2 separate regions of the Homo sapiens genome follow, and region 1 is linked to region 2. The links are chromatin loops, found by intact Hi-C in ENCODE. Cell type or tissue: Calu3. All regions are shown on one strand. Each heading gives the region's core, and the rest is flanking DNA. Links, peaks and the distances in the headings are about the cores only. Region 1 has its middle 13 kb from the start of FRMD6-AS1. Region 2 has its middle 33 kb from the start of LINC02310.

The links. Hi-C counts contacts between places; a loop is a spot of excess contacts. Peaks named below come from ENCODE experiments on the same cell type or tissue, not always from the same donor. Only the 100,000 strongest peaks of a DNase experiment are listed, where the experiment ranks them.
Region 1: it touches region 2 in a loop (2.8-fold over the local background); 2 of 110 quality-filtered maps call a loop at or near these places.

What each region holds. Positions count from the first base shown.
Region 1 is chr14:51,631,303-51,647,058 of GRCh38, reverse strand. It overlaps a transcript of FRMD6 not described here. Among named protein-coding and RNA genes, the nearest start is that of FRMD6-AS1, 13 kb to the left of the region's middle. In Calu3, for the core only: no CTCF peak of the experiment used is centred there; no DNase peak of the experiment used is centred there.
Region 2 is chr14:51,422,753-51,438,508 of GRCh38, reverse strand. It overlaps a transcript of FRMD6 not described here and the pseudogene SETP2. Among named protein-coding and RNA genes, the nearest start is that of LINC02310, 33 kb to the right of the region's middle. In Calu3, for the core only: no CTCF peak of the experiment used is centred there; a DNase peak (open chromatin) is centred at 7,368.

The sequences.
Region 1 (15,756 bases), core at 5,184-13,183, 210 kb before region 2:
GGCTTTAATTTCACCACAAACATCACAATTCCCATTCCTTGAGGGCTTGAATACTAGAATACTCCAGATGTAATAAGAAAGGTTTGATAAGGCTGGAAGGGCCAGACCCTGCCCCTTGCTCTTGGGAAGGTGTTGCACAATGTAGAGAGAGGGCCCATCGTAGAGAATTACACTGGCGTCTTGGAGTTGAAAGGCATAGCGGCAAGGCAGTGCTAGGTTAAGGGATACTGCTACTAACTAAAATATAGTTGAGGAATTATGTATAAACATGGGATTGCTGCCTTATGCATGAGACTTTACCTTATACAGAAGACTGAAGATAGAAGAGCTCTAGTACAGAAAAATGTCAAGCAGAAGGGCAGGACAAAGGGTGGATTCCCTACAGTATGAAACTTAACTCATGTATTCTGTTTGTGTGATATACAATGGGTCTTAAAGGTTCCAGAGTAGTTTTGCAGCTCTGATTCTTTGATCACTCACTGAAAACCTGGGGGAAAAAAAAGCTTACCCCAGAGTTGGGAGGCAATTCCCTCCACTCCCATTAGGATACGCAAGAAGAAAGGAAGCAGCAATCTATCTGGTGACAGACTGGTTACTCTTTGACTTATGTCTCAGGCACGCTCTGATTATCTGAGATAATATTCTCAGAGGATTCCTTTGAAACACTAGTGATAACATTATGGAGGTCTTGGGCCACTGAGGTTCTCTTCAGTGGGTTTTTTTTTTTTTTTTTTTTTTTTGGATATGGAGTCTCGCTGTGTCGCCCAGGCTGGAGTGCAGTGGCGCGATCTCGGCTCATTGCAACCTCTGCCTCCTGGGTTCAAGCGTTTCTCCTGCCTCAGCCTCCCGAGTAGCCGAGACTACAGGCGCGTGCCACCACCCCCAGCAAATTTTCTGTATTTTTAGTAGAGACGGGGTTTCGCTGTGTTAGCCAGGATTGTGTCGATCTCCTGACCTCATGATCCACCTGCCTGGGCCTCCCAAAGTGCTGGGATTACAGGCTTGAGCCACCGCACCCGGCCTCTCTTCAGTGTTTTGTGATATCAATGTGTGCCTAAGACATACTGAACTGGAACAGTGGGAGGGGTGAACATCTGTCTTTCAGAATACGCATGTACAGCCTGGCCAATGCTGGCTTTCTTGAGAATACCAACAAAAGTTCCACTGGCAAAGAGCATTTATGAAACCTGTCCATTCTGTTTTAATTTAGTTACCCTGGGTAGGTTATAAGCATAACAAATGTGCCTTTGAACTTGTTTTTGATTGCTTAAGAAAGAATCATGAGTAAAAGTACAAATAAGATATCCTAAGCCAAATGTGGTGGCTCCTGCCTGTAATCTCAGCACTTTGGGAGGCCAAGGCAGGTGGATCGCTTGAGCCCAGGAGTTCGAGACCAGCCTGGATAACATAGTGAAACCCTATCTCTATAAAAATAAAAAATAAAAAAATAAAAAATTAGCTGGGCGGAGTGGCTTGCAGCTATGGTCCCAGCTACTCCTCAGGAGGTTCACTTGAGGTGGAGGTTCACTTGAGCCCGGGAGGTCAAGGCTGGAGTGAGCTGTGATCATGCCACTGCACTCAATCTGAGTGACAGAGTAAGACACTGTCTCAAGAAGAAGAAGAAAAAAAGGCTCTCCTAGCTCTGGAATTTCATGGGAAGTTCACTGAGGCTAAAGGACTTGGTGCAGCCTCCAAGGGACACCCTACCTGTCCATGGTGGTTGGGATTTGGTTATAAAACAAGATGCTGATGTGCTAGCTATACTAACTGGTTGGATGAAAGGAAGACAGTACCTTGAAACACCCGACATAAGATCGCTGTTTCTCCTCTCACCTGATTCTAGGTTAGAAACAAAATCTGCATTCATTTTGATTTGGCTTGGCTATGAAACCAAATGCCAGAAAATATTAAGAAAGTTTTCTACAGGCAAGGTAGTGGTTAGATTTTTCATTTTCAAAGGTAGCCTAATAAATTATTCTATTAGCCTAAACAGACTTCTTATACTTCAGTTCTTCAAGGAAAGAACACTGCTAATTAGATCATGGAGATTGAATTAGAAATTATGGATTGGAAGATTGGTCTCAAAGGACCCCAGATTCAGATGTTTACTTTTGACATGTATGGAGAAAAGAAAGTACTGGCCAATAGCACTCTTAACTAGATTTAGCTTCAAGAGGAAGACTGGGGGCGAGGAAATACGCTCTCTTGTAAAAACATTTTTATATATTTGTTATTCCTATATAATTAAGCCATACATTCCATGTGATTTCTTGAGCAGAAAAACAGAATCAGCATTTTTAGTGATTTTCTGTTCTGCAAATAGTCCATATTGGATCATTTTGTCACACTTATACCCCAATTTAAAGGATAATGAGGAGACACATTAATATATGATAGTTTTATGTACAATACAGACTTAATATACAAATCATTGTGAAATATTAACACATCACTTATTTTTATAGCACATTTTACTATCTGATTTATGAATATGTTAACTGTCTCTCCTTTTAGAATTTAAGCTTCACGTGAGCACAGATCTAAAATCTCTCTAACTGCTATGGCCCCATTCATCTAGAACAGTATCTGACACATATTTGTTGAATGAATGAATCCCATAAATTACACGTAGAGATCAGGGAGGGAGAGAGAGAGAGAGAGAGTGAGTGAGTGTGTGTGTGTGTGTGTGTGTGTGTGTGTGTGTGAAGGGTGAGGCAGAGAAATCTGAGATGCACTGAGATGAGAACAGAAAAGGATTAACATTTTTTGAGAAGCTTCTGGGCCGGATATCTCAGGTATTGATGAAAAATGATCTATCCCTTAAGAAGCCTTGGTTGATTTGAATGGGACACCTTATATCACTCAGTTCACGTAATGTTTATTTTTTTCAAGTGTCAATGTATGGTATAATTAATATTCTATTGATGTTCCTTATTGTATATTTTATTTCTATTTTTAGCCTTCCCCCTGCATTGATATCAGTGGATCTAATTCAAATTTGGGAAGGATTACCTATTTTTGATGTTCTGTGATGTTGATTGAATAACTAAAACTGTAATTATTAATTTCTTAATAAGAAATCATTCAACTAAAGTGAAACTATACTTAACTATACATCCTCCAGCTTTTCAAGATATTAAGAAGTTTATTAGCAGGATTTTACTAGAGTGGTTATTGTTGAATTCTTTGCTCACAAAACATTTTGATGAGATACGCTTGGGAACAGAATAGTTTGAGTTGAACAAGGAAAAATGTGTGGCCTTGCCTCCATTTGCTCAGCCTCCGCCACCTCCATCCAAGGTTTAACTGCACCTTGTGTTTCCTGGAGCTGCTCCATCTCTGAACCTTTGGACTGGAAACTACTCTGTCCACCACATCTGCCACTGTCACCATCTCCCCCTAGACTTTCAGTCCCCAAACCCCTCCCTGTTCTTTCAGTTTATTAGCCGTTTTTTGGCTTGACTTCTTTCCTTTTCAGTTTAATCGCTGAGTGGTCTCGTGTCCCAATCCCTTTGACCTTCTAATCCAGCTTTCTTAACAATCCCAAAATTCAGGTCAACTCAATCATCCGTTTTCTTACATTTTGCTTTAAAGACATTGAAGAAGCCTAAAGAAAATTGAATAAATGAGTTGATTAGTCACATCACCAAGACAACAGTTTGGTCAGTGAAACACTCATAGCTGTTGGGTCAACTTTTTATTCATCCCTGCCTGGCTGTCTTTCCTTTTCATCACACAGTGACTGTTCACATGTTTATGACTCTCCACAGGTTCCTCATCCCACTCTGAAATCCTGCCACTCTCAATGGTCAACCGAGCCTTACTCTTGCTGGTCACTGATCTGTGACGTTTATATGTATTACCTTGTTGAATCTTCACAACAGCCCTTTGAAGAAGATATTATCCCTGGTTTACAGATGCCCAAGTTCTTAAAGAAAATAAGTAGTGATGCTTGGATCTGAACCTAGGAAATCTGACTCTAAGCTCATGCCCTTTGTCCCTAAACTGCCTTGCTTCTGGTACAGACTTGGTCAGGCATTTTCTCCCTAGAGCTTCAGTCCTTTCCACCTACAGATTTTTCCGTATCTTTCTCCTAGGCCATTCTCTCCTGACTCTTCTCAGTTAATCTCCTCCTACCAAAGCTCTGTATCCCCTGCTCCCCTGGCTCTTTTAGGGCTTTCTCCATCATTGATTTGTTGATTCATTTAGCAGATACTTATTAAGTATTGTATACTAGGTCTTAGGGACACAGGTAAACAAAACCTAATCTCTAGTCCTGGAGCTTTACATTCAAATTATTCCTCTAAAATATTTAACATCTCACCATGCCCTAGGCCATCTTCCTCCTACAGAAATGCTGAAGTGACTGTATATTTCATACTACATCTAGCACCACACCTGATGAGGCACCAGGAACATGTTTGACAGAGGGACAAATAATTCCAGGTAAAGTAATCAAGCTTTGGAAGTTTGTTCTTAGTCTCTAGCCTCCTTTGTATTATTTATTTATTTATTTACTTAGGAGATGGAGTTTCTCTCTTGTCGCCCAGGATGGAGGGCAATGGCGTGATCTCGGCTCACTGCAACCTCCACCTCCGGGTTCAAGCAATTCTGCCTCAGTCTCCCAAGTAGCTGGCATTACAGGTGTGCTCTGCCACACCTGACTAATTTTTCTATTATTAGTAGAGACAGGGTTTCACAATGTTGGCCAGGCTGGTCTCAAACTCCTGACCTCAGGTGATGCCCCCACCTTGGCCTCCCAAAGTGCTGGGATTACAAGCGTGAGCCACCATGCCCGGCCTCTGGCCTCCTTTTTCTAAAAAGTAGCCCACTTCAGATGTTGAAAACCCTCTCTCTCTCTCACTATGTTCCCTTCTGAGCAGACTCAGAAAGGTTCTGAAAACCAACCCTTTGCCATTAATGACTGACTAGTTGTACTTTCACTGAAATCCCACCAAAATCACCTCAAACTAGTACCTACAGTTTAAGCCTTTAAGTCTATGATTGTGAAACAAAAGGTACGTGGCCTTATTAATAAATTTTGGCATCTGTAAGGTGGGAGATAATCGTGAGACAAGGGAACCTTCAAAGCCATATTTTGTCACTTCTAGTGGTCCTTGGATAGGGGGTGATTTTGCCCCTACGAGAACATTTGGCAATGTCTGGAGGTATTTTTGGTGTCACAGCTTTATGGGGAAAGCGGGGAGGAGGGACAGTGCTACTGTAGGCTTCCAGCAAGCAGAGGCTAGGGATGCTGCTCAACGTCCTACAACACAGGGGACAGAACCTCACAACAAAGAATTGCTGCCCCGACTTGAAAGCCACTGATCGAAAGGGTGAACTTGACTGGAACATTGAGGTGCCCTGTGAGTCAGGGCAGTTAGTATCTGGGGGATGCTGGCTGAGCCTGCCAAGTGTCTATTGAAAAGTTGCTGGAGGTGAAGGATCATGTCTTTGGGACCTAAAGAGTGAGATATTTGGACTCAGTTTCTGCCTCCACCGTTCCCCTAACTTTATTTGGATCTTCCCACAGCCCCAAGACGTTCAGTACACATTTTATCTCGTCCTAGATCACCTTCTTTTTTAGTATGTAGAGATTTTGAGGGGAAAGGTAAATAGGAGACTCTTTCTCAACAGAGGTAGGATAAGATTTATCTTAATCCCAATTAAACAATAGTGAAGACCCAAAAGAAAAAAGTTGGAAACCTAAGCTTTTCACTTAATAGCAATGAAGAATCAATTTATTGAACAAAAATTAAGTCTTAAAGGAGGAGAATAGGCAGGGCATGGTGGCTCACACCTGTAATCCCAGCACTTTGGGAGGCTAAGGCGAATGGATCACTTGAGGACAGGAGTTCAAGACCAGCCTGGCCAACATAGGGAAACCCCCTCTCTACTAAATAAATAAATAAATACAAAAAATTAGCAGGGTGTGGTGGCATCGCCTATAATCCCAGCTACTTGGGAGGCTGAGGCGTGAGAATTGCTTGAACCTGGGAGGTGGAGGTTGCAGTGAGCTGAGATCGTGCCACTGTACTCCAGCCTGGGTGACAGAGCAAGACTCTGTCAAAAAAGAAAAAAAAAAGGAAAGTTATGTTAATAAAGTATAAACTCCAAAATTTAACCAGAAGTTAGTGGATATTAGCTCTTACCATGGAAAATTATCATTACTTAAATAATTTGCTAAATTTTATTTTTAAGTGGTTTAGTAGAAATATATTTAATAGATGAAACTATGTGTGTTTTAAACAAATAGCTACTGCCAAATATGTAGAAGTAAACATTGAAATGATTATTAGGGCTATCAAGAATTGTTTGTATAAATCAAACCAATCAGATTCATATGGATTAAAGCCATTTTCTTATTTTTATACTTTTATTGTTCATCATATCACTAGCATTTACAATAAAGAATATATAATTATGAATTCAAATATACTCAAATTCTCATGAAGACAAAACCCAAGAAGAATAGTTGTAAACGGGATCATTAAGCACCTTTTTCAAATATTGCCTGATTTCCACTTAGACTTATTAGCTGATTGCTTTTAGACAGTGGTTTCCAAACTTGGCAATGTATCAGTACCATTTAAGAACTGGTGACAGGGCCAGGAATCTCCAATTAAAATATCAGCAAAAAGATCCAAATGATTTTGATACCCATTCATGACATACAGGTAGTTGCCCTGTTGATGCTTATACTAAAACAAGTTTTAAATGAAGAGGCCAGATCTAAAATATTTCTGAAATGTTTAATTTGAAGCCCCAAAATGCTTTAGGTATTGTAACTCTATCCTTACCTTCCAAGGAATAAAAACGTGGAGGGGGAGGAATGTGGTAAAATGTGATTAGTAATCTTTTTGTCACAATAAGGACATTGACGTCAGTGCATCTAATTCAGATTGGGGAAGGACTGCCTGTTTTTAATTTTCTGGGATGTTAATGGAATAACTAAAACTGTAATTATTAATTTGGTCAATAAGAAGTCATTCAACTAAAGAAAGCACTGGAACCTACCAGTCTTAGTGAATAACATAATTGCATCTAGTCCCCAGAAGCTTCTACATCAACCTAATAATGTATACATGAATCATATTCTTAATTAACATTTCCATAAATATGCTGAAGGGCAGCTCAAAGAAAATGGAATACAGACTGAACAGGATATACAGGCATCCCAATTTCTACTCCTTCCCATTCATAGCTTGCTCTTTTGATGCTGCCTAATAGATATCTCTATATTTTACATATATTTAGGGACATATTTCATCTCCACTGTACTGACCCACTAAGGGCTTTGGCTCATAGATAAATACGAGGTTGCATGGATAGATACTGTTTTATTCTATGAACGACAAGTTCAAAAGGGTGGTTTCCAGGAATGCAACGCATTTGAAATAATCATTTAAAATAATGACAGCTGATCATCTACTGTTTACTGTGTGTTTTAGATGCTATGCCAAGTTTAGGTTTATTATCTAATTTAGTCATAACAGCACATCATGAAATAGGTACCATCATAATTCCTATTTTACAAATAATGAAACCAGAAAACAGACAAGTTACCCAAAGTTAGTAGCTTATTAATAGTGGAGTTTAATAATAATAATTATTTTTTTTTTTTGAGATGGAGTCTTGCTCTGTCACCCAGGCTGGAGTGCAGTGGCGCAATCTCAGCTCGCTGCAAGCTCCGCCTACCGGGTTCACGCCATTCTCCTGCCTCAGCCTCCCGATTAGCTGGGACTACAGGCGCCTGCCACGACGCCCGGCTAATTTTTTGTATTTTTAGTAGAGACAGGGTTTCACCGTGTTGGTCAGCATGGTCTCGATCTCCTGACCTCGTGATCCGCCCGCCTCAGTCTCCCAAAGTGCTGGGATGTAATAATTATTTTTGTGTGTGAACTCGGCAGAGAAGTATGTAAATAATTTTTTAAAAAACAAAGGAAAAGAAAAGTCCTGTGGCAAAAAATGGGAACACCTAGTTTTAATAAAAAAAAAAAATCCTGACACTTGAAGTGTCCACTTTCTTAGCAGAGAGTGGCTGATTTTCGGACAGCAAAAACTATGTATCAGAAAACCGGGAGAAGAACCCAAGATATGTCCCTGCTCAAACTGATTCAAACTTAGATATGTATATGGAACAGGAAGGACTGGGAACAAAATTCTTAGCCCATTTCTAGTGGGTAGAACATTTAAAAATAATTACAAGGAATTATGTGAGGTCATTTGGCAAGAAGGAGTCAATAGGGCAGTGTTGGATGACACCTCTTCCATTCCAACAGTGTAAGCTCTACTGTGTCTTAAATTGATCAGACTAAAAAAGAATGATCAAAGTTCTCAGATAGGTTGCTACACCCCTCTACATTCCATCTGCAACTCAGCTTTTGTCCTTCAAGTTTCTAATTGCTTCATTTGAGCCATACACTCAGTATAAAGGAGAAAGTTGGACAATCTGGGTCACAAATGGGGAGCTGACTGACAGTCCCCTGGAATCACCTTTGCCTTCAGTCCCTATCATTGCGGGAGCCAGGTTGTAAAATCTAGCATGGAACAAGAGGCTCATCTGTCAGCTGTGGCTCCCGGAGCAGTAGCCCGGCAGTAAGTGTCTCCAGGAGGAATGTGAACAATGCGGAACCACCCACATCTGGAGGCTCCCAGTCTCAATGGAGTAGTAGGGACAGAGTTACTGTTTGCACTGGCATTGGGGATTGGCACTATGCTATCCGCTCTCACTCAGCTTATTACCCATGGAAGGAATTTGGCAAACTTTTTTTTTTAAGACAAGGTCTTGCTCTGTCATCCAGGCTGGAATACAGTGGTGTGATCATAGCTCTCTGCAACCTCAAACTCCTGGACTCGTGATCCCCCCACCTCAGCCTTCCAAGTAGTGACGACTACAGGCTTATGCAACCACACTCAACTAATTTTGTAAATTTTTGTAGACACAAGGGTTCACTGTGTTGTCCAGGCTGGTCCTGGTCTCAAACTCCTGGGCTGAAGCCATCCTTCCACCTTGGCCTCCCAAAGTGCTGGTATTACAGGCGTGAGCCACCACGCTTGGCAGACTTTATTTCTTAAAGATTGCCGTCTTACTCAGCATCTTGGAGAACTCACAAATAAATGTCCCTGAGTTTCGAGACAAGCCAGCCATTAAAATCTTTTAGGGGGATCCAGAGAAGATGAGTTAAATTGGAATGGACTTGAAAAAACTGATTTAGTTGGATTTATGGATCACAGTCATGAAAAGGTAAAGATACCAACTTGTTTTGTGAATTTAATCTTTATTCCTTACTTTTTTGCCCCTACTGTTTGTAATTCCTACTTTATAATGAAATCCTTCTTGTGACTTATAGAAATTAACTGGGGAAAATGTTTTTCTGTTCTCCATTTCCTTTAAGTTTGTTTTTAGATACACTGCATTGCAAGTATGTGTGGTACAGTAAAATGTTGCTAATTGTATCTGCGCTGATAAGATGCCATTTGCTCTAGGTCAGTTTCCTACCCCCTCCCCCAACTATTCCTAGCCAGTGGTAGCATGCTTCTTACTTCCAAATATATGTGTGTGTGTGTGTGTGTGTGTGTGTGTGTGTGTGCCTGTGTGTATCAACAATGTGATCCTAAAATAAAAGAATGACATATATTTGACATTATTTACATACTAAATATGGGAGCACATAAATCAATTACAGAATAAAATCAATTTTTCAAGGATTTTGATGTAATGGTTTTTATTCAAAATGTTTCTTCCTTTCCTTAGGTAGAATTTTCTGCCAATTATTTTAAAGAAAAATGAAGATTTATTTTTTAAATGTGAAATGCAGTTTTTTTCTCTTTTTTGAGACAGGGTCACGCTCCGTCACCCAGGCTGGAGTGCAGTGGCAGGATTACAACTCACTGCAGCCTTGACCTCCCAGGCTCAAGCAATCCTCCCACTTCAGCCTCCCACGTAGTTGGAACTATAGGTGTACACCACCATGCCCAGCTAATTATTATTATTTGTAGAGACAGGGTCTCCCTGTGTTGCCCAGACTGGTCTCAAACTCCTGGGCTTAAGCCATCCTCCCACCTCAACCTCCCAAAGTGCTGGGATTACAGGCATGAGCCACTGTGCCCAGCCTACAATTACTATTTACTTAAAATGTTTATTAATGTGAGAAAATGTTTCAGAATGAATCTGGTCTTTTTTCTCTACAGTGGCCTCACCCTTACTTTTCTTTCTTAGCCCTCTTGGGAAAGGGGCTCCCTGCTTCTCCCCTCACGTCACCCCTCTCACAGTGCTTAATGGGGACCTATAAACAACAACTCCGTGGCCCCGGGGAAACAAGCACCTTACCTTGTAACAACGAAGACCTTTAAGGGGTCACATCCCACATTCTGGCCTTTTCCCCTCTAAACTTTATCATCAAATTTAACCTTTCATATGATAACTAACACTTGGACAGCATTTTATAGTTTTTAATCCACCAGCATTATCTCATTTGCCTCACAAAAACAGGAGGAGGCTAGGGAGTCCAGGGACTTCCTGAGCCATCTTCAACACAAGTCAGCATTTCACAGGGCTCCTTTCCTCCAGCTGCCCAGCCAGCGCAATTTAGTTATTGGCAGAAAGGAATAGAACTTTACGGCAGGAATATGGACCAACAGTCAGGCAGTGATCTCCACCAGCTTTCCTCACAAAGGCTAAAGCAACTCCATTGGATGCTAATCTGCCATGTTGACTAATGACTAAACCTTTTCTGGGAAGGACTCTAAGATTTCCAGTTTATCTTTTGTAATTTGTTTAAATCCTGCCCTTAGGTCAAAACAACCTTGATGTTATCAAACCTCAATTGTCCTTCACATCCCATCTGAATCATGCATACCCTTTCCCTATATAAACCCTGGCTCCGGGGAGTAATGGGGCGGGGATCCACCATCTTGTCTCACCACCACCTGAGGCCCAAGACACAGACGCAACTTCTGCTCCTAAGTCCCTATTAAATGTTTCTCCCTAAGAAACTGAATTTGTCAGCCTCTTTCTTTGCCTTCCGCTTTCTCGGACTTTGGGAGTAGGTTTGTATAGACCTGTCCACTGCATAACTCACTCATGCTGCAAATGTGAGCATATATAGGACGGAGTAAAGAGCTAGGTGTACACTACGGGATTGTTTTATTGTGTTCTTTAGCAGGAAAATAGGAGTGTTTTTCTACATAAAGCCTCGATGGAAAAGATAAATTATAGCTGCTTTACTGAGTGATTACTACATGTCAGGTATTCTACTTAAGAGAGTACTTTGCAAGTATTTTTTTATTCTACCTCCCAACAAATCTGTGAAGCAGATGGCATTATTTATTTATCACTTTTAAAAATATGAGGTAATAGGAGACACACAGAAGTCCTTTGTCCTGAGTTCTAAAGCTAGATTTCAACCCAGTCTGACTGCAGAGAATGTGTTCTCAAAAGCTAAATAATCTGCCTTATGGTAAAATTTACTTAAAACGTTAAACTAAATGAGAGCACTTAAAATTATTTTCTAAATCTACTTTTTAAAAAATTGGATAACCAAGGGCTTTTACTGATATGCTGAAGATTGTGTTTGCCAGTACTTGGGCTCCTGTAATTCAGAATGGCATTGGGTCCCTGAAAAGCACACAGCTAGACTCTGCCTCCTTTTTGTTTTGTTTTGTTTTAAAAAGATAGGGTCCTGCTGGAGTGCAGTGCAGTGCCACAATCATAGCTTACTGCAGACTTAAACTCCTAGGTCAAACGATCCTCTTGCCTCAGTCTCCAGAGTGGCTGGGATCACAGGCACACGCTAATATGCCCAGCTTGCTTGCTTATTTATTTATTTGAATTGAATTGAAGATGGAGTCTCACTGTGTTTCCCAGGCTGTTCTCAAACTCCTGGCCTCAACTGACCTCTGTACCTCAGCCTCCCAAAGTGCTGGAATTACAGGTGTGAACCACAGTACCAGGTCTCTGCCTGCTTAATACTGGTAAAGAAGTTGAAGCCTTACTCGGGAGGCTGAGGCAGGAGGACCACTGGAGCCCAGGAGTTCGGGACCAGCCTGGGCAATATACTGAGACCCTGTCTCATTTGAAAAAAAGAAAAAAAGCAGCAGCTTAACAACCAAGCACCGGTCAGTAGCCTCTGGTAGAAGAATAACCAGAAAATTGACTCTATTTTAGACCTGGAAAAAATATATAGATAATTTAATCTAACGTTTTCATTTTATAGATGAAAAAACTGAAGCTTGAAGCAGTTATGTGGCTTTACCAGGGTACATATCACTAACTAGTGGCAGGGCCAGAGTTCAAGCCTGGCCTTTCTGACTGCATTCTCGAAGTTATACTAACTAGGCTGCCTCCAAATTTGTGAGAGGGAATTTTCTATTTCCTTTTCCAGTGTTTTAAAAAATGTCAAAAGCTAACATTTATGTATTTTAGTAAATTTATCTTTTTTTTTTCCTTTTTTATAGACATTGGTAAATGAAAATTTGTTTGGATTTCCCAAGAGTACTTGAATTTCATGATTTTACATTTCCTACAAAGGGGTCAGACTCAGCAATTTAATTTTCATGGACTAAGAGCTTTCATCAAAGCCTTCATCTTAACAAATAATTGGTTTTGGGAATAGGGGATAGAGATAATTCGGAGAGAGGATAAGCATTCATTCATTAATTCACGCAGACATGTATTGCATGCCTATTTTAGACACTGTGCTAGGTACAAGTCATACAAATATGGCAAAGTTCTTTCCCTTGAGGAATAATTTTTTCCTTCCTTCCCTATTAGCAAAGAATCTGATGTATTCTTGCTGGTCTTAAATTAGGTTACTATCTCCCAACGTGTAATAAGAGTACTACTTATTGTATGCCACATGATTTTAGGTGATAACAGACAAGCACTTAAAAAAACAATTATATACACTTCAGTGTATGAAGATGTAGTTATATAGTCATTTCAATGTAGAAAAAAGATAGTTCACAAATCCATATTTGTGGACGTTGTATCTTAGGACATGGCTAATCATGTCGTTGATCTGCTTTTTGCAGACTGTCTGAACTACATGCATGATGCACAGGCATGTTCTGTAAACCTGCCATCACATTTTAAAAATATGATTCAGATTTTTGAAAGTACCGAAGAAATGGATTAATAGCATGGATTCTGCATGTACTGAATTTCTGTGTTAATCGCTGCATTATTTAAAAGATACATCAAATTGTCACTGCTGAAATTTGATAGTAATTTAGTATGTGAAGTATTGTACGTAACTTTATTATGCTAATCACAAACAGTTCCACTCTAAGGAACTTATATTTGGGTATACATGTTAGAAATTGATTAGAGTTATTATTTGTATTCTTTTCTTGAAAATATCTTGTTTCTAAAACAAAACACTGCTTTTTATTACAATTTTATGGTTACCTTAAACTATGACATATAATTATTTCTTTTTTTTTTTTTTTTTTTTTTTGACAGGGTCTTGTTCTGTTGCTCAAGCTGGAGTGCAGTGGCATGATCTTAGCTCACTGCAGTCTCCACCTCCTGGGCTCAGGTGATCCTCGTTTCTCAGCCTTTCAAGAGCTGGGACCACAGGCATGAGTCACCATGCCCAACTAATTTTTGCATTTTTTGTAGAGACAGGGTTTCACCATGCTGCCCAGGCTGGTCTTGAACTCCTGGGCTCAAGAGATTTGCCCACCTGGGCCTCCCAAAGTGCTGGGACTACAGGCATGAGCTACCGCACCCAGCCAAAAAAACCCTGATAATATGATTTTAAAAAATAAAAAAAAAAAAGAGGAGGTAAATAATAACAAACTCCTAGGCTTAATCTCCAGAGAGTTTGATTTGGTAGATTTGGGGCTAAGAAATCTGTATTTAAAAAACTTTTCATCATGTAAAATTTGAAACTATAAAAAGACTTGTTAAAAAAAATCCTCACATATCCCATTAGATTGAACAGTTATTAACATTTGCTTTATTTGCTACATCTATTTTTTTAGATATTTTAAAGCAAATTCTAGACATCTTGATATTTTACACGAAATGCATGAGTTTGCCTCTTAAAAATGCCATTTTGTTATATAACCAGATACCATAATCACACCTAACAAATTTAATAATAATTTCTTAGCATTTAAAATTTCCATGTCCCCAAAATGTCATCTTACAGTTGGCTTGTTGGAATTCAGGTCCAAACAAGTTCCATGCCTTCCCTTTAGTTATTGTGCAAGTTAGTTTTGTTTTTTAAAGAAGAATTCCCCTTTTACCTGAAACTGCCATTAACCAGTGTCTCAATCAGGCTGGCCCTCTAGGCTTCTCTAAGACAATTCAGATGTAGAAAGAAAGGGCCATGGACATTCTTCTTTCAATATATTTCCATCCTCTATGGATTTATCAGACCACATTCTTTTTGGAGATCTTAGAAAGACAGGATGGGTGTGAGATGGAGAGGGGTGAGATGGAGAGAACTGCAGATAGCCAGGAAACCATCCTTCTAAAGGAACTATGCCTTTTCTGGGCCATCTTTCCCCAAAATGTTTTAAAAAAGATTTCTGAGATTAAGTTTTTCTTTTCAAGCAGCTCAAGTGGTACAACACACAGCATCTCTCTTTTGGAGGCTCATAATGCACATTGAATATACTGTATTAAAGACTCTTTGGAGTTCCACAAAGAAATTTTACTCGTGTTTCCTAAGCGTATTTTATTATGGAGTTGTGTTCTGTCCCCAGCAGATCACCTTAATTAATATCTCTTGTGTATTACTTCATTCTCACGCTGCTATAAGGATGTTCCCAAGACTGGGTAATTTATAAAGGAAAGAGGTCTAATTAACTCAAAGTTCAGCATGGCTGGGGAGGCCTCAGGAAACTTAGAATCATGGCAGAAGGGGAAGCAAACACATCCTTCTTCACAGGGTGGCAGAAAGGAGAAGCATGAGAACCAAGCAAAGGGGGATAAAACCATCAGATCTCTTGAGAACTCACTAGCACAAGAATAGTGTGAGGGAAACCACCTCTGTGATTCTATTTCCTCCCACCAGGTCCCTCCCTCCACATGTGGAGATTATGGGAACTACAATTCAAGATGAGATTTGGGTGGGGACACAGCCAAATCATATCACTTGGAGCATAGTTTGGGAAGAACATCGATCTATGCTAATGTTATTACTGCTTTTCTTAGGGACACCAATCAGAATTTGTTGCGACAAAACACCATGTAGTCACTTTTGCTAATTTTCACTCTCACTCTTAGACCCTGTGGTGTTAACTAGTATTTTTATTCCCATTCAAAGATAACTGATATTAAATACATGATACGAGCTGAGTAAAATCTACTGCCAGAGTTAGGATTGCATTTAAAGCCCTAAAATTTGAAGACTTAAAATCTTACTTGAGTCTTATTTGAGTTGTTAAAAATTCAAATAATCCCCAATTACCAGAAGCTGTGCTGACAATGGTAAAGAGAAAAAGTGATTTCACAGCATATTATTCGTATTTGCACCTCCCATTCTCTGTCCCTTTTACCACCTTCTCTACCTAAGCATGAACAACCCTTAGCTTCCTTAGCTTGATTCTAGAAGGAACAGAACTAATGAAAGTAGACATTCTAAAGATAAAAAGTATTACTTTTTCCTCTTTCGATGACCATATAAACATTTACCAAAAAAAATGGAGTGTGAGACACATAAATCAAATGTTCCTAAAGACAGAGATTAAGGAGGCATTCACTGTGGAATCTGTGAATGTGTTTCTTTGAGAGAATTCCTC
Region 2 (15,756 bases), core at 2,903-10,902:
TACAAGTCAAACTTGGAAGGTCATAGTAAGCATATCTATGCTGAGAGAAAAGCATCAAATCCTTTGTGTACACATTTAGTTGTATCGTAACAAAGCAACTTGTACACTTTTAACCTTTAAAACTGAGCATCATCTTTCCTTTCCTTCCAGTGAAACAAAAAGAAAATTTAAAAATAAACAGGAACAAAATTACGATAGAGAATGTCAATTCCAAATAAGATCCTACAGGTTCTGCTGATTCTCCCATTGAGTGGCAGGGCTCAAGTCATCATTCAGAGAGAATTTATTTTAAAAGTGTCATCTTAAACTGTAAGGATGTCTGTCAAATATCACAATTGAACATGCCAAAGCAGAAGCCATGCTGTCAAAATGCCCACTTAACCCAAACATCTCCAACCCACCCTTTGCACCTTCTATAACTCCATTTTTTAAAGTGTTTTTGTCTTTTTTTAAACAAGAGAAAGTAGACAGATGCATGTTGGGAAATGCTAACTGTGCATATTCACATAGAGACATGGTGTACTCTCTGAGCCCAAGGTACAGAGAAAGGAGAAAAGAAGCTAGAATTCTGTGCACTGCTACACAGAGGCCTCACAACTTCCAGCTTCCAGCAGAGCAAAGGGAACAGGTTTTTCTTTTTTCCCACAGAGTTCAGTGGTGTTGATTCTGTACAGTTTTTGTTCAGACAGGAAAGGATAAAAATGAATTTTGAACAGAAAGGGGTAGAGACACTTTTTCCATTGTATTCTGCTCAAGGTATTTCTCCCAAAATAAGTTGAGAACCATGGTGTAGAGAAAAGAGATCTCAAGAACAGGGCGACTGAGCACAAGAGGAAAAAAAAGGGAAAAAGGAAGACTGCAACTTGCTCCCAGGGATTGGAGAAAATTTTTTAAAAAAGAAAGTTGGGGCCGGGAGCGGTGGCTCACGCCTGTAATCCCAGCACTTTGAGAGGCCGAGGCGGGCGGATCACAAGTTCAGGAGATTGAGGCCATCCTGGCTAACACGGTGAAATCCCGTCTCTACTAAAAATACAAAAAATTAGCCGGGTGTGGTGGTGCTTGCCTGTAGTCCCAGCTACTCGGGAGGCTGAGGCAGGAGAATCGCTTGAACCCGGCAGGCGGAGGTTGCAGTGAGCCGAGATCGCGCCACTGCACTCCAGCTTGGGCGACAGAGCGAGACTCCATCCCAAAAGGAGACAGACTCTTTGCAGGAACATGGATGAAGTTGGAAACCGTCATTCTCAGCAAACTATCACAAGGACAGATAACCAAACACTGCATGTTCTCACTCATAGGTGGGAGTCGAACAATGAGAACACATGGAAACAGGGCAGGGAACATCACACACCGGGGCCTGTCGGGGGGTGGGGGCCCGGGGGAGGGATAGCATTAGGAGAAATACCTAATGTAAATGATGAGTTGATGGGTGCAGCAAACCAACATGGCAATGTATACCTATGTAACAAACTTGCACGTTGTGCACATGTATCCCAGAACTTAAGTATAATAATTTAAAAAAGAAGGTTGGAATCCATCAGTGTTCTGTTAGTCATCTTCTCCTTCATCCTCCTCTCCCTCCCCTTCATCATCATCTTCTTCTTCTTCACCTTCATCCTCATCCCCTTCTTCATCAATACCTTCTAATCCTTTCTCCTCTTCTTCATCATCATCTTCTCCTTCTCCTTCTTCATCTTCATCATCATCTTCTCCTTCTCCTTCTTCATCTTCATCATCATCTTCTCCTTCTCCTTCTTCATCATCCATATCGGAAACCAAGTAGTACTGTAATAGGTTTGGCCAAATATCATCTTTGATGACCTCTCCTAACTCATTAGCCCCTACATCAGAATGGTCAGTAAACCAGGTAAAAAACTCTCTAGTTCCGCATGCTGCTTCTTCCTGCTGGCTTTATTCTGTGTTTAACTTGAATGTTTTGTCAAATCCTTTCCAGATTTCCATTTGATTTCAGTGGACTTTGAAGATGGATCACCTCTCTCATTCAGATGAAATTCTTTGGAGAGAATTTTATTTCCAAAGTAAGGATTTTCATCAAAATAAAAATCTATTCAGCAATTTGATTTAATGTCATCAAATTCCATCACTTCGACTCTGGTCAAGTAATGCACTGCCTCTTCGTCCTCCTCCCCAAGCAGTGCAGACACTTTTGGATGGTTAACAAATGTTGTTACCCAAAAATCTGGGATTTTGGCAATCAATTCTGACCTCTTCTGAGAAAATTATTTACGGAGTTTGTTATATTTCTGTTCTACTTTCAAAATCTCCTCACTGGCTTGTTCATTAAGTCTGTCTATTTCATTTCGTACTTTATCAATGTGTTCAATTGCTTCTTGCTCTTCTTCTCCCTTCTTCAGTAAGCCTGCAGAAGTCAATGTCTTCTCTGGTCTCAGGGCAGGAGGTGGTCTTGGTTTCTTCACTTGAGGTGGGAGTGGAGACAGGTGTTTGGGGGCCATGTGGCTAAGGAAGTCCAAGAACCAGACCACAGGTCTCCTCGCTCATCAGGAAGCAGGCAAAAAACTCAGGGTCATTTTTTAAGAGCATTTTCTTAATATGAATAATCTTTTTTAGTTGACATTTAATAATTGTACATATTTATGGAGTACAGTGTGATATTTCAATACCTGTATACAATGCACAATGATCAAATCAAGGTAATTAGTGTCACCTCAAACATTTTTTGTGTTGAGAACATTCAAAGTTCTCTCTTGTAGCCATTTTAAAATATTAAATAAATAATAACTATCATCACCCCACAGTGCTATAGAACACTAGAACTTACTCCTCTTATCTAGCTGTAATTTCATATTGGTTAAAAAATCCTTTCCTTATCTCCCCTTCCCTCTACCCTTCCCAGGTTCTAGTTAGCACTATTTAGTAATAGTTTTGAATATGATTTAAGTTAAAGTAACCATGATCATCTGTAGTTTGTACTGTTTTCAGTAGTAAAAATTCAAGACTTGGACTCTTAAGGTTTCTAATAAAAAGCAAATGTTTACTTGTACTTCCCTTTGTTCCTCTTTACCAGTTATTTCTTTTTAATGTTTACACTTCGTTTCTTTTTTTTTTTTTTTAAATAGAGATGGGATTTCGCCATGTTGCCCAGGCCAGGCTGGTCTCGAACTCTTGGGCTCAAGTGATCCTCCCACCTCAGCCTTCCAAAGTGCTAGGATTATAGGCATGAGCCACTATGCCCAGCCTAATTTTTAAATTTTGAAATAATTTTGGACTTAGAGAAAAGCTGCAAAGTTCAGAGATCCCTGATATGCTTTACCCAGTTTTCTTGACCACATCTTATATAGTCTTAGTAAGATGATCAAAACCAGGAAATTGACATTGATACAATACCACTAACTAATCCGTAGACGCTGTTGAAATAATTTTGCCAGTTTTCCCACTAATGTCTTTTTTACTGGTACGATCCAGGATTCCACATTGTATTCGGTTGTCATGTGTCCTAAGTGTTCTCTAATTTGTGACAGACAGCACCTTAGTCTTTTTTGTCTCCCACAACAGTGACACTTTTGAAGCCTACTAGCCAGTTATTTTGAAAAATCTCCCTAGACTTTGATCTGATAATTTCTCATGATTATACTTTTTTGCAAGAATAACGTAGAGGAGATGTTGTGCCCTTCTCAGTGTCCCATATCAAGAAATACACAATATTAGGTGATATTAACTTTGATGACTTGGGTAAGGTGATGCATGCCAGGTTTTTCTACCAAAAAGACATTTTTTTCCCTTTGTAATAATTAGGAGAAAATTTAAGACTATGCAAATAGTCTTATTTCTTCATTAATTTTAGTGCCCAATGATGGTTCTTATCTGAACATTTATTGCTATTTGCCTAAGAATAATTTTTATTTAAATAATTTCCTCTACATTTATTAATCAGAATCCTACTGTAAGAAAGAATTGTCCTTTCTCAATTACTCATGTCAATTTAGAGCCATAGATACTTATTACAATTTTTTAATTGTTGTTGCTCAAATTGTCCCAATTTTTACTACAAAAGGAACCCCTTCAAGTTTCTTACATTCTTTCAGCATGTCCCCATCAGTTTTTGAGTACTTCCTTACCTTCTGGCATCACAAGATGTTCCAGACTAATCTTATCATTTCACTGGCTCAATCCTGGAGTCAACCAATTCTACAAGGAACCCTGGTTCCTTTTATTGAAGAATGGCATTTAACAACCAAAATATAGGTGGTAGACATGCTCATTGCTACTGGGATGTCATGAGGTATAGAAAATATGTGTCTGTATATTACATATGTATATATACATCTACATTTACTTCTTTATGCCACCTGTGTACATAATAAAAATCATGAGTTTACGCTGATACCTCCTATTCTAACACTATAGGGTTTATTCTAGCTTCCTCCCCCTTCCTTATTTTTAACTTATTTCTTCTACTTGAGAAATGGGGCTCTCATTATTCACAATGTTTTTATTTATTTGTTCAGTCCTAGTAGATATGTAGCTTCAGAATTGCTAAAGCATATCCCTATGAGTATTTACCAAATAGATTAAGATATTTGCGTACAGTTCGTTTTATAATACTTGCATACAGTAGTCTTTGGTGCTATAGTATATAGTCAAAATACTATTTCCAATGCTACTTTTCTTACTGTTGTGTTCTATTTGGGGTTCCCCCAGCATCTGGGTTGAATTTAATTAATTATAATGGGAGAGGGGGACATTCCCATAGTTCTAAGAGTCAGCGCTATATAGTAAAGGCATATTCAGAAAAGTACTGCTCACACCTTGCTTCTACCACTCTGTTCTCATTTCCCATTCTTTCCACCCTGTTTCCATCTACCCTCTGTAGGTAACCAATCTCGTTACTCCTGGCTTATTTTTTCTGTATATTATTCCCCGTCGGGTTAGCAAAAATTAATAAATTTTACAACACGTTCCGTTAGTGAAGCTATATGTAAATAGGCATAGCATACTTAGGCACAAATGAGCAGATATGTATTTAGTATGATATGAGCTTTTAGTATTCCATTTTTTCTCACATCAAGCATAGTATACTACACATATTCTTTGCATTTTACTTTTCTCACTTAAAAGTATGTCCGGGAAAATCACTACCTATTATTTCAGAGAGATTTTCCTCATTTTTTTTACAGATATATAGTACTCCATGTATAAATGAACCATGGTTTTATTCAATCATTCTTCTATCTGTAGGCATTTAGACTGATTCCAATATTTTGCAATTACAAATCATGCTTCAATGAACAATCTTGTATATATGTACTGTCATATCATTGGAAGTGAATTTTGGGCTAGATTTCTAAAATGAGATTTCTGAGTCAAACAGTAAACGCACATGTAGCTTTGTAAAGTAATGTCAAATTTCACTTTTAAAAGGTTGTACCAGCTTGACATCCTACCAGAAATGCATGTAACAGAATGTGTTGTAAAATTTATTAATTTTTGCCAGCCTGACAGGCAAGAAATCGTATCTCAGTGTTGTTTTAATTGTATTCCTCTAATTATGAGTGAGTGTGAACAAGTTTCATGTTTAAGGGCCATTTCTATTTCATTTGCTGTGAATTGTCTGCTCACGAAAGCAAAGCCAGCAACAGAAATGGACAGGAAACTTTCACATCTGGCTCCCAGGATAGGCCCTGCCCCCTGGATTGAGCTCCATGGAGACCTTAGACTTGCCTGCTTTCTCAGCCCTATTCATACACCCAGCACCCAGGGCAGACAGAATTCTATTCCTCCCAGAGGTGGTCCGTGACCTCAGTACTGCAGTTTGGTTGGTGTCTTAACCAAGCTCAATGGTCTGAGTATTCAGGGTTACGGTTATTTTTAGGTTTCCTGTGACAATAAAAAACATTTTCTGCAGATGCTTAAAAGTAAGCCCTGTGTTTGGTGTAGAAATCACAAAGTTAACAATTAACATGGGCCCTGGGTATCTTCACATTTGAGTGTCAGGCATTGGTCCTCATGTTTCATACTGGGAAAAGTCAATCAACTCACCATTTGGCAAAGGTCAAAGCAGGGGACTGACCTTATGACTGATGATTCTGTGTTCCAGACCACTGTGAATTCCTCTACCTGTTTGCAAAAGAAAAAGGGAATTTTCCTGAGTTTCAGTTGAATTAATCACATTTAACAGCTCTTCAGAGGAAAAAAAAAATCAATCTTGTAAATTACAAGTACTGCCAGGGGAGCCTTACATTAGGCATCACTTCCATGTATATAGTCAGACCAGAATGAAGCTGGATTTGATCCCTTGAGGTTGAACTGTCACCAAAGGCAGCATTTCCGCTACTCTCTATCTTTTCAATAATGTAAATAAAGAACTGGATCAATCTGAACAACAGAGTCATTACTGTATCTTAATTCAATGTTTTCTGCTATTAATACATCTTGTCTTCTTTTGATTCTCTAACTCAAAAGAGCTTGTCGTTATGTGTTATTTGTTTAATTTAGTACCATTATCAAATTAAATAAGGAAGTATCTTCCTTTGCTTGTAGTCTCCAGGGCTGGAAGGGAAGTAATGCAGTAACTGTACAAGCCTTATTTAGCTCACACAGCTCAATGGTACCCTTGCAAAGTGGGTGACTTTAAAAGGGATACTTTCTTTCCACATGAGCAATCTCATCAAGAACTCTTTTAGCCTGACACCTAAAAGCTGCTCTACTTGCATATGACCTCTATTTGTTAGTTACATGGGATTAAGGAAAATTGATCTATCCTTAGGGTCCCCTTTACCCTAAACTGCTCATAAATTCATCTATAATTTGGAAAAAATAAATAAAGGGAAAATAGCTAAGGGGAGTCTATCACCAACTTCAGGTAAAATTCAAGGTCTTGTTTGTATTACCAGCTCTATTTCTGTATACCTAAATCTATGATGTTTCAGTTATGGACCACGAACTATAAACTCAAGTTCACTTTCACTGCAACATTGGTTAAGAAGGAGGTGCTGTCAATGCAGGCATTAATCATCTCAAGAACATTCAGAGTATGAAATGGTTTCCCTGACTTTGATGTAAACAAAAATGTTTCAAACTTTTCCCTTTCTGTACCGGGTAGTACTGTGGGTGACTTTTCTGGAGTCTTTTTAGGAGAGATAGAATGAGTTGAAAACATATCAATTTGCATGTTTTATGGAAAACAATTTCTGTTAGAGCCACTGGCATACTAAAATTACTCAATACTGACTGAAATAAGGAGTCTATTTTAGAAGGACTTCCAGCTTGGGTGACCAGTTTCCTGTTTGCAAACTTTGAAAATCTCTTATCGGGGCAATGGCTTAACCATTAATAAGAAAAACACAGTCCCCTTCTCTAATTCTGCAATTGCCTTGTTGAACTTGGCCATCCACAGGTATGATGGCTCACTGCCCATTAAGGCATTTTGACACTCTTCTGGGTATATATAGAAAACAATAACCTCAATTGTCTAAAAACAGAGAGACTTTAAAATCAGCATATACATATCCTCATAAACACACACACACAGTCTTCTGCACACATACATACTCCATACATGAATAGCAATGTCCTTACTAACATATTAAATATCCCTTTCAGTTCTTCTGTCTTTAGCGGTTCCCATTTCAGAGCCACACCACAGATTCTTTGTGTCCTAAGTCCATAAGAAGCATCCCAAGCATTCTTGCAAGCCCTGTGGCTCGGCTCATGCAACTGGGAATAAAAGATCCCTTGAATACAAATGGTAATGCTCATGCTAGCAGCTGCCACCCAAGGGTAGCAAACACCATGCAGTTCATGTTTTGTACTGCTGCTTTTTGTTCTGAGTGAAAGATGAGAGATATGTTCTCACTGGGGAATTCTTTGGTTCTGATTTAAGCGGGGAGAAGAACAGAGGGTTTTTTTTGTTGTTTTTTGTTTTTTTTTTTATGATTCCCTGTGGCATGTAGAGTTTGACCTTGACTTTTTAACTACCACGAACACATGAACTTCTACCCCAGATTATGCCTAAACTTTCAAAATAAAGGAATTAAAAAAAACAACTCCAATTTGCGTGGAGCTACTACTTTCAGCTTTCAAAATCCTGTAAGGTGTATTGTTAACAGCAGTGGGTTAGATCTTCTGCTATTAGTGGAGGCCAGAAAAGAATACTTTGGGAAAGGTCAGCAGTACTTAACAGGAGCTGAAGGAAGTGAGCAACTATATTTAAAGACTTAGGATGGAGTATGGTTTCACTTTACACACAAAGAACTCTTTCTTTCGGCTTTTAACGTTGAGGTGGATAAATTCTGAAAACTCACAGAGGGATTTGTTGTTGACTTGTAAATCCAAACTTACATGTCATGAATTTCATTACTCTATCTCTCATTCCCCGGAACAGCCCATGGCATTGAACATCTTTTGCCTGGCATAATCACATGGAACACAAAGCCTCTACTGAATCTTATGGAATGAAAGAATGCATGTTGAATTCAATTTTATTTCTTTTTCTTTCTTCTTGAGCTTCATGCATTTAAAATGGGCGTACATCCTCAGAAAGTCAAGTGCCTGAGGATGTTACTAGTGATGTAGACATAACTTTTTGCCCCAAGGTGGTGGGTATAAATCTAGACTGAGTCAGGGCAATCAAGAGGAAATTGATGAGTTGTGTGTTTTCTGTGAAAAGAATTTCTCCCCATTGATAGTTACTATTCAACATCCTTACAATGTCTCAAAGTCCCACAAGTGAAAGGGAACTGAGAGACAAGTAATCTAACTTCCTTATTTTATAAATATTAAAAATAAGATGGGGAAAATATACATGACTTGCCCAAGATCATAGAGGTAGTAATGTCAAAGCTGGGACTTTGTCAAGTTTTCCTCACTCCTGTCCAGTGCTTGGTCTCTTTTAAAAGCCCACGACACTTAATTGAATGTTAAATGGGGGAAACGGATCATTCTGTCCAAACGCATGAGATGTCCTTAGCCACATAAAAGTAGTTTACTTAGGGAGCCATCATACCTGTGCTCGACAAAGTTCAATGAGGGAATTGCAGAATTAGAGAAGAAAATGGTTTGGTAATGTGTGGATAAAGGGCTAGAGGGAAACAAACAAACAAAAAAAAATCTTCATGACTACCCAGGTGAAACTGTTTTTGAACGGCTGGGTTGCACATTAGAATCACCTGGGGGAGAGTTCTGATTATCTACTGCTGCATAACAAACCACAACAAAATTTAGTAGCTGAAAACAACAGCCATTTCATGAGAGCTCACAATTTTGAGGAAGAGGAATTGGAGCAAGTCTTAACCAGGTGATTCTTCTGCTCCTTGTGGTGTCAATTGGGATTAGTCGGTGGCATTTAGCTGGCAGCTGAACTGGTTTGGAGAATCAAAGATGACTTCACACACATGCTTTATTCACATGCTTGGTGCCTTGATAGGAACAAATGGGAATTTGAGCTCACCTGTTCTCTTCTCTTTTCTCTTCTCCTCTTCTCTTCCCTTTTCTTTTCTCTCCCCTCTCTCTCCCACCCTCTCTCTCCCCTCTCTCTCCCACCCTCTCTCTCCCCTCTGTCTCTCACCCTCTCTCTCCCCCTCTGTCTCTCCCCTTCTCTCTCTCTCCCCCTCTCTCTCTCCATGTAGCCTCAGGGAATATCTTCATAGTCTTCACATATGGCAAAGGTAGCTTGGGGCTCAAGAAACTGATAGAAACTGCCATTCTTTTTAAGGACCAGGCTTAGTGTTACTTCTGCCATTCTCTATTGGCAAAAGCAGTCAGGCAGCCCAGACCCACAAGGATTGGAAATAAATCCCACCTCCTAGTGGGAGAGGTATCAAAGAATTTGTAGCCATCTTTAATCTGCTGTAGCCCATCCTCTAGCCCCTAATTATTTATATTCCTGCCACATTCAAAGTTCACTCACCCTCTCCCACAACCCCCAAGATTCTCATCTCATTACAGCAACAGGCTCAGACTGGAGGTCCAGGATCGCATTTTCTAAATCATGTCTTGGTGCATATGAAGCTATCAGGTATGTTTCTTTAAATACAGTTCCTCTTCATCTGAAGACTTGTAACCTGGAGACTGGAGTTGTCTGCTCCATATACGCAGCATATAATGACCACACTGAGATCATTGCAGTAGACACTCAAGTTCAAAAGTGGGAGGGGCACAACGGGAATCACAGAAGTCACTTGTACATGGCAATTCTGAAATAGTTGGGCACGTGACACCAATTCCTTCATTCAAGCCCTGATTTAATTGGGTCGGGTGGGGGGCAGCCTGGGCACTGATAGTTTGTATTGGCTCCCCAGGTGATTCTAATGCATAGTCAGGGTTGGAATCACTGACCTAGGAAGTTCACCTGGCACCTTTAGTGTTCAAAGAAAAAGGAAAATACTCACTTGAAAAGTTTGAGTATGTCCTAAAGTGTGTTCTCATTTCACTTTGAGTCTTTTTTAAAATGTAGATTCTTCCCACAGCCCAGACTTACTGAACCCAAACTCCTTTTAACAAGCCTCCACCTCCCAAAACGATTCCCGTGCCACAAAAAGTTCACATCCACTGGATGTACCTCTTTGTAAAAATGTAGTTATATTTTGTGAATTTTTAAAGAATGTGGTAGTATTGTACATCCGTTGTTTGCTGGTCAATGTTTAACAACCAGGTCTTTGGGGAAGAAAAATCTTTGATGTATAGTGGGTGCCAATTTCTGTGGTGTAGATACTCCCACCATGGCTGCTTTCAAGTTCAGCGCAACATCAGAAAGCTTGCAAACTTCCTGAAAATGTACAATTACCTTTCACAAGACAGCACAAGCTAACAAGTATACCACTGCATGCTCACTTATGTTCACATCTCTATACGAAGTGGAAAACACGGGAACAGCATGTTTGAAGTAAGGCTGTCTTAGGTAAAAATCCTAATTCTGCAACTTATAGCCAACACGTGACCCATGACAAATTTGTTTTCTTCTCTAAGTCTCAATGTTTGCATAAGTAAAATGGGGATGACAATACTAGCACTACTTCAGGGGTTAAGTTTTCCCATTTCTTTTCAATCACATATTCCCAAAGTTCTATGTGCTTCTCCTCCCATAAGGTTCTTCATACATTCATAATTTAATTGTGTGCCTTCCTCAAATGCCTGAGCTATGTGAAGCCAAATTGTACCTCTTTCTTTTGGACCCATATGCACGGTGATCAGCAAAGTGGCTGGCATATGCCAAATAAATAATGTATTGCTCCACTCCCTCCTCCTGCATGCATGGCAGACAACAGTAACAGGTCATGACACTTGTATACAAGAGGATAAATAATTTGAGGAAAATGTGCTCTAGGGAACTTCCCCACAGTTGGAACTAGCCCATGAGATAAACCGATTTTCCACCTTGCTATAAGTTCTGCTAATAAAAGGTCCTGAGCCTCAAGGAAAAAAATAATATACCTACTAGGTCTCAGAAAGCAATTATTTTAACTTTACCATTTCAATAGGACTTAGACTCTCATATCTGATGAGGAGGGGAGAAAAGAAAGTTAAAGAAAAATTGGTAACTGTTCCATTTTCCAGTAGGCTAATTCCAATCCAGATCTATTTTCTTGTGGTCATTTTGGGCTCAGGCAAATTCTGCTCTGTCAGCTCTAAGCTAATGCAGTGGGGTGAAACAATAGGAGGTGAAGCCAGGGATCAGGCCCCATCCCATTCCTCACAACAGCCTGCGAGCCAGGGTCCTCACTGCCACTTCAAGGTCTAATAAGGAAGGTAGCAGAGAAGCTTGGAGTTCAAGAGAAAGTTCTCCACACTAGGTGAGCCCTCTCTGAGAAGAGAACGAGAAGGGTCTTAAACTCTGCACTCTCTGTTCCACTCCCCCCATCTCACGGTACCTGGCATCTCTTATCCTACTTAGTGTAGCTGATCTGCATTCAAGGTTATACATTACTTGTGTATTCATTCAGCAAATATTTATTAAGTCCAAATTTTCTAGGCATTGAGTAAATAAAGTGCAAAAATACATATAGTCTTCTCTGTTGAGAAGTTTGCCATCCACTTAGGAAAATAGAGGGTATATTAAAAAAACTATAGTACAAGGTAGAAAGTCATGTGTTGTAAGTGAACACAGACAAAAGTAGAGACTTCTGAGAGAGCGGGGTCTAATTCTAGTGGGGAGTGGGGCTTGCAGGTGGATGGGAAGGACACACAGACGCGGGCACAGTCAGAGAGTGCAAATGGTGAGGCTGAGACACCACGTGACTAGGTGGAGGATCTGGAGGGGATGGAATGGAAAACACAATCAGGATATCTTGATTGCCAGGCTAAGTTCCAAGAGAAGTAGAAGGTTTTTGAATATAACTAACGATTATGACAAACACTTCAAGAAAAAGTCACCAAGCAGTAATGGTGACAGAGACAACAGGGGGAATCAATAAAATGGGATATTTGTTAGGAAACCATTACAAGAATCCAAAAATGAGGGCCCATGTTGAACAAGATTGTTAACAATTATGAGACTGGATTTGGAGAGCATGAAAGAGGAAAAAATATATAAAGTTCAGGGCAGGGTGGCCAGGAAGATCCATCCACTCATTCAGCACATAATCACTGTGCTTTTGCTATGTGCCAGGCATCACACTCAAGAGTATTCAGTGCTGAAAAAAACAGACTTCATCCCTGCCAGGCGGAGCATAGAGGATAGTCAGGAAATCAGACTAGAGACAAGAAAAGATGAAACAATTACAAGTGTAGTTGGAAGTGTCATGATGGAAGTTCACAGAGTGACAGGAGAGGACAAGAGGAGAGACCTACTCAGAGAGGGTGGTCTGGGGTAGGTTATCTGTGCAGGCAACATTCTGCTGATCCTAGAGGGATGAGGAGACTGCAGCCATACACAGAATGTGGCTGAGACAGGGAAAGGGGACACATTTTAGGAAGAAGAGGCTGTGTGGAAAAGACCCTGAGACCTGAACAGGGGGAAGTGATAGAACAGAATATGAGAACTGGAAAAGAGAAGGTGAGTTTGAGACATATTACAGATGAGGAGCCAGTGGGCGCCCAGAAGAAGATATCAAGCAGTTGCTGACAAGCTCAGAAGAGAGGATCACCTGCATGGAGGTGGTCATTTGGCAGGGTTTTCCAAGGAGAGGGATGGAAGATGTATGGACACACAAGACACAGGATATATGGACATACAAATAGAATCCTGGGGCGTGCAGGGTCAGTCCTGGGAATCCTCAGGGGGTCACAGGTCCAGCTTGTGAACCGAGGTGGTGGAGAATAAAGAGCCCTTCAGGGGCTCAAGGACGAGGATAATCAGGGAGGGAGCCAAGACCAGGGCAGGGAATGAGATTGGGTGGCAGCATCCAGCCCAGCCAAAGTCCCGTCCATTGCCCAACAGCATGGGCAGCATTGCTTGGTGCCAGTGAGGGCAGAGGATGGAGCCTGGGGAGACAAAAGGAGGAAAGGGCTGGGGGCAAATGCTGCCCGAGCTGAAGTGGATGCAATGGCCCTGGTGGTAAAGAACCATGACCCGGAATTCCCTGTCTCAGCTGTTTTGTATGAAAGCTAGTCCTGCCCAAGTCAAAATGCACCATGTGTTCACAGGAACTGCTGACCTTTTGTCCTCTTGTGAGTGACTAGAGCAGAGTTAGAGAAGGGAGTTGATCTGGAGAAATCTACAACTAAATTAATGGCTCAGAAAAGATAAAAGTGTGATAACAGCTGCTTTTTCTCACACTTCTTTCCCCTTCTTGGAGACCTTTTCTTTTCCCATAAGCTTTGTTGATTGTTGCTAAATAGCCATACAATACACACCAACTTTTTTACATCTGCAAGAATGAGAGACAGAAATTCCTCTTTGGAACGCTGTTTCAGACAACAACAAAGCCACAGGGAGGAGTTTAGCTGCAGTGATGCTGTGGGACTCCCTGAAGAGGGGGATGTACCAAAAGCCACATCTCCTTAGAAGAGAGGACATTTTCTGGGATATATTTGGGTATCCACAGGAGGCTAACAAAAATGGTTGTATTTAAATGCCTTTCAGCGGAAGCGTCCTGATTCACAGCCTTTAATTTCTGTAGTCTCTGTAGCTTTAAAAGGCACTCTCTACCTTCACAATGAAGATCAACGATATGAATTTAAAGGATTTGCTTTTGCCATGGTTTTCACTTGTGCTCTTGATAATTCTTATAGAATCTCAAGAAAACAGTTTCAGTAAATGCTTGGTTTGTCTGTATCCACTTGTGAACTTGGGTGGTCATCTCAGTACAGGTTCTGTCATCCAATGAAGCAAAAGTGTCCCATTTCCACATTTCTGCTGATCTCATCGGTGGCTTTTACCTTCTACTTCCCCTTTAACTATTGTTCTTTCACACCCGAGAGGATGAGAAAGAAAATGCAGCAGTCTTTTTCTTCAACACCTCATCAAGGCTTATGTACCTTGCTAATAAAATGATCACTATGCAGTTTGAGCCTAATCAATTACTGCCCAATTTTTCAGTTGCCTAAACCATATGACATACAATTTACTGTTGTATATACAATGCTCAAATGCAATACTCTTTCATTCACACATTATTTCACATACACAAGTTCTTTCTCAAGGTTGTAGACATTTTGTATTCAAGAATTATACATTTTACTTCCTAAATTTTCCTATATCAAGCCCCAGGAGACTGCTAGATACATAGCCACTTACAGTAACAGCCCAGCTCTCCAGATGTAAGGAACCTTATTACTAAAGCCCTAAGAAGTGTGGAGTAAGGATGAAAAGGGGGGACAAAAATGTCAGATAAATAGATGAAACTGGTAAAATTCTGCTGATACAAAAGAAATAGGAGTGTGGTCAGAATCACGCTCTGGTTCAGTGAGATGACAGGGACAAGCTGCAGAACCTTCCGGAGAGTCCTGGCACATGGGAGCAGGACAGCTTGTCTAGAAGAGTATGGGACAGGGGAGTTTAACCACCTGGGCCAGTGTCCATTAAAGGGTGAGAAGGAGAAGACAGAAAGTTGCTCTAAAGTGAAAAAAGAAGGGGTGAGCCATCTCAGGAGCTCAGTTCCTGTCCCAAGGCAAATGCTACTGGTCATAGTAACACCACCATGCAAAAGAGCCTAAGACTTAGAGTCTACATGAAGAAGTAGCTACACGCAAGCTGAGAAGAAGCCCCTTTCCAAGACAAGGGGACTTTCAGGCCTGGAAGGCTGCAGTGCGTGGATCCTTCAGACAGTGACAGACGGGTGCCCCCATGTAAGGAAATGGCCAGGGAGGCTCTGCCGTGAGAACTAGAAGCTTGGAGACTTGTGAGATGTGGGGAAGGAAATGAATCCTAGAAAGGACTGGTTTATTTTGATCTTATAAAGTGACCATATCCTGAGACTTATGTGCTGAAACAGACAGAATAAGCTACGCAACTACAGAATCTCAGTGGCCTAGCACAACAAAGGTTTCTAGCTCATTCACACTACAGTCCAAAGCAGGCTGGCAGAAGTCAGCTTGCCGTACCACTTAGGAAGCCAGGCTGGGGAAGACTTCCATGTTCATGTGGTGGTGGAAAAGGAAAGATGCGAATAGCATACTGGCTCTTGAGGCTTCCTCCCAGAGTGACATACATCACTTCTGCTCACATCTCATTGGTCAAGGCAAACCATGTGACCATGCCTAACTTCAAAAGGGCAGTGAAGTACAATCCTACCATGTTTCTAGAGGGCAATATTTGTGAACAGCACTAACAACTTCATCCTATCCCAGGGCACAACCTCCTTACCCAAAGGGTGTTGACCCACCTGTGCACCATAAAAAAGT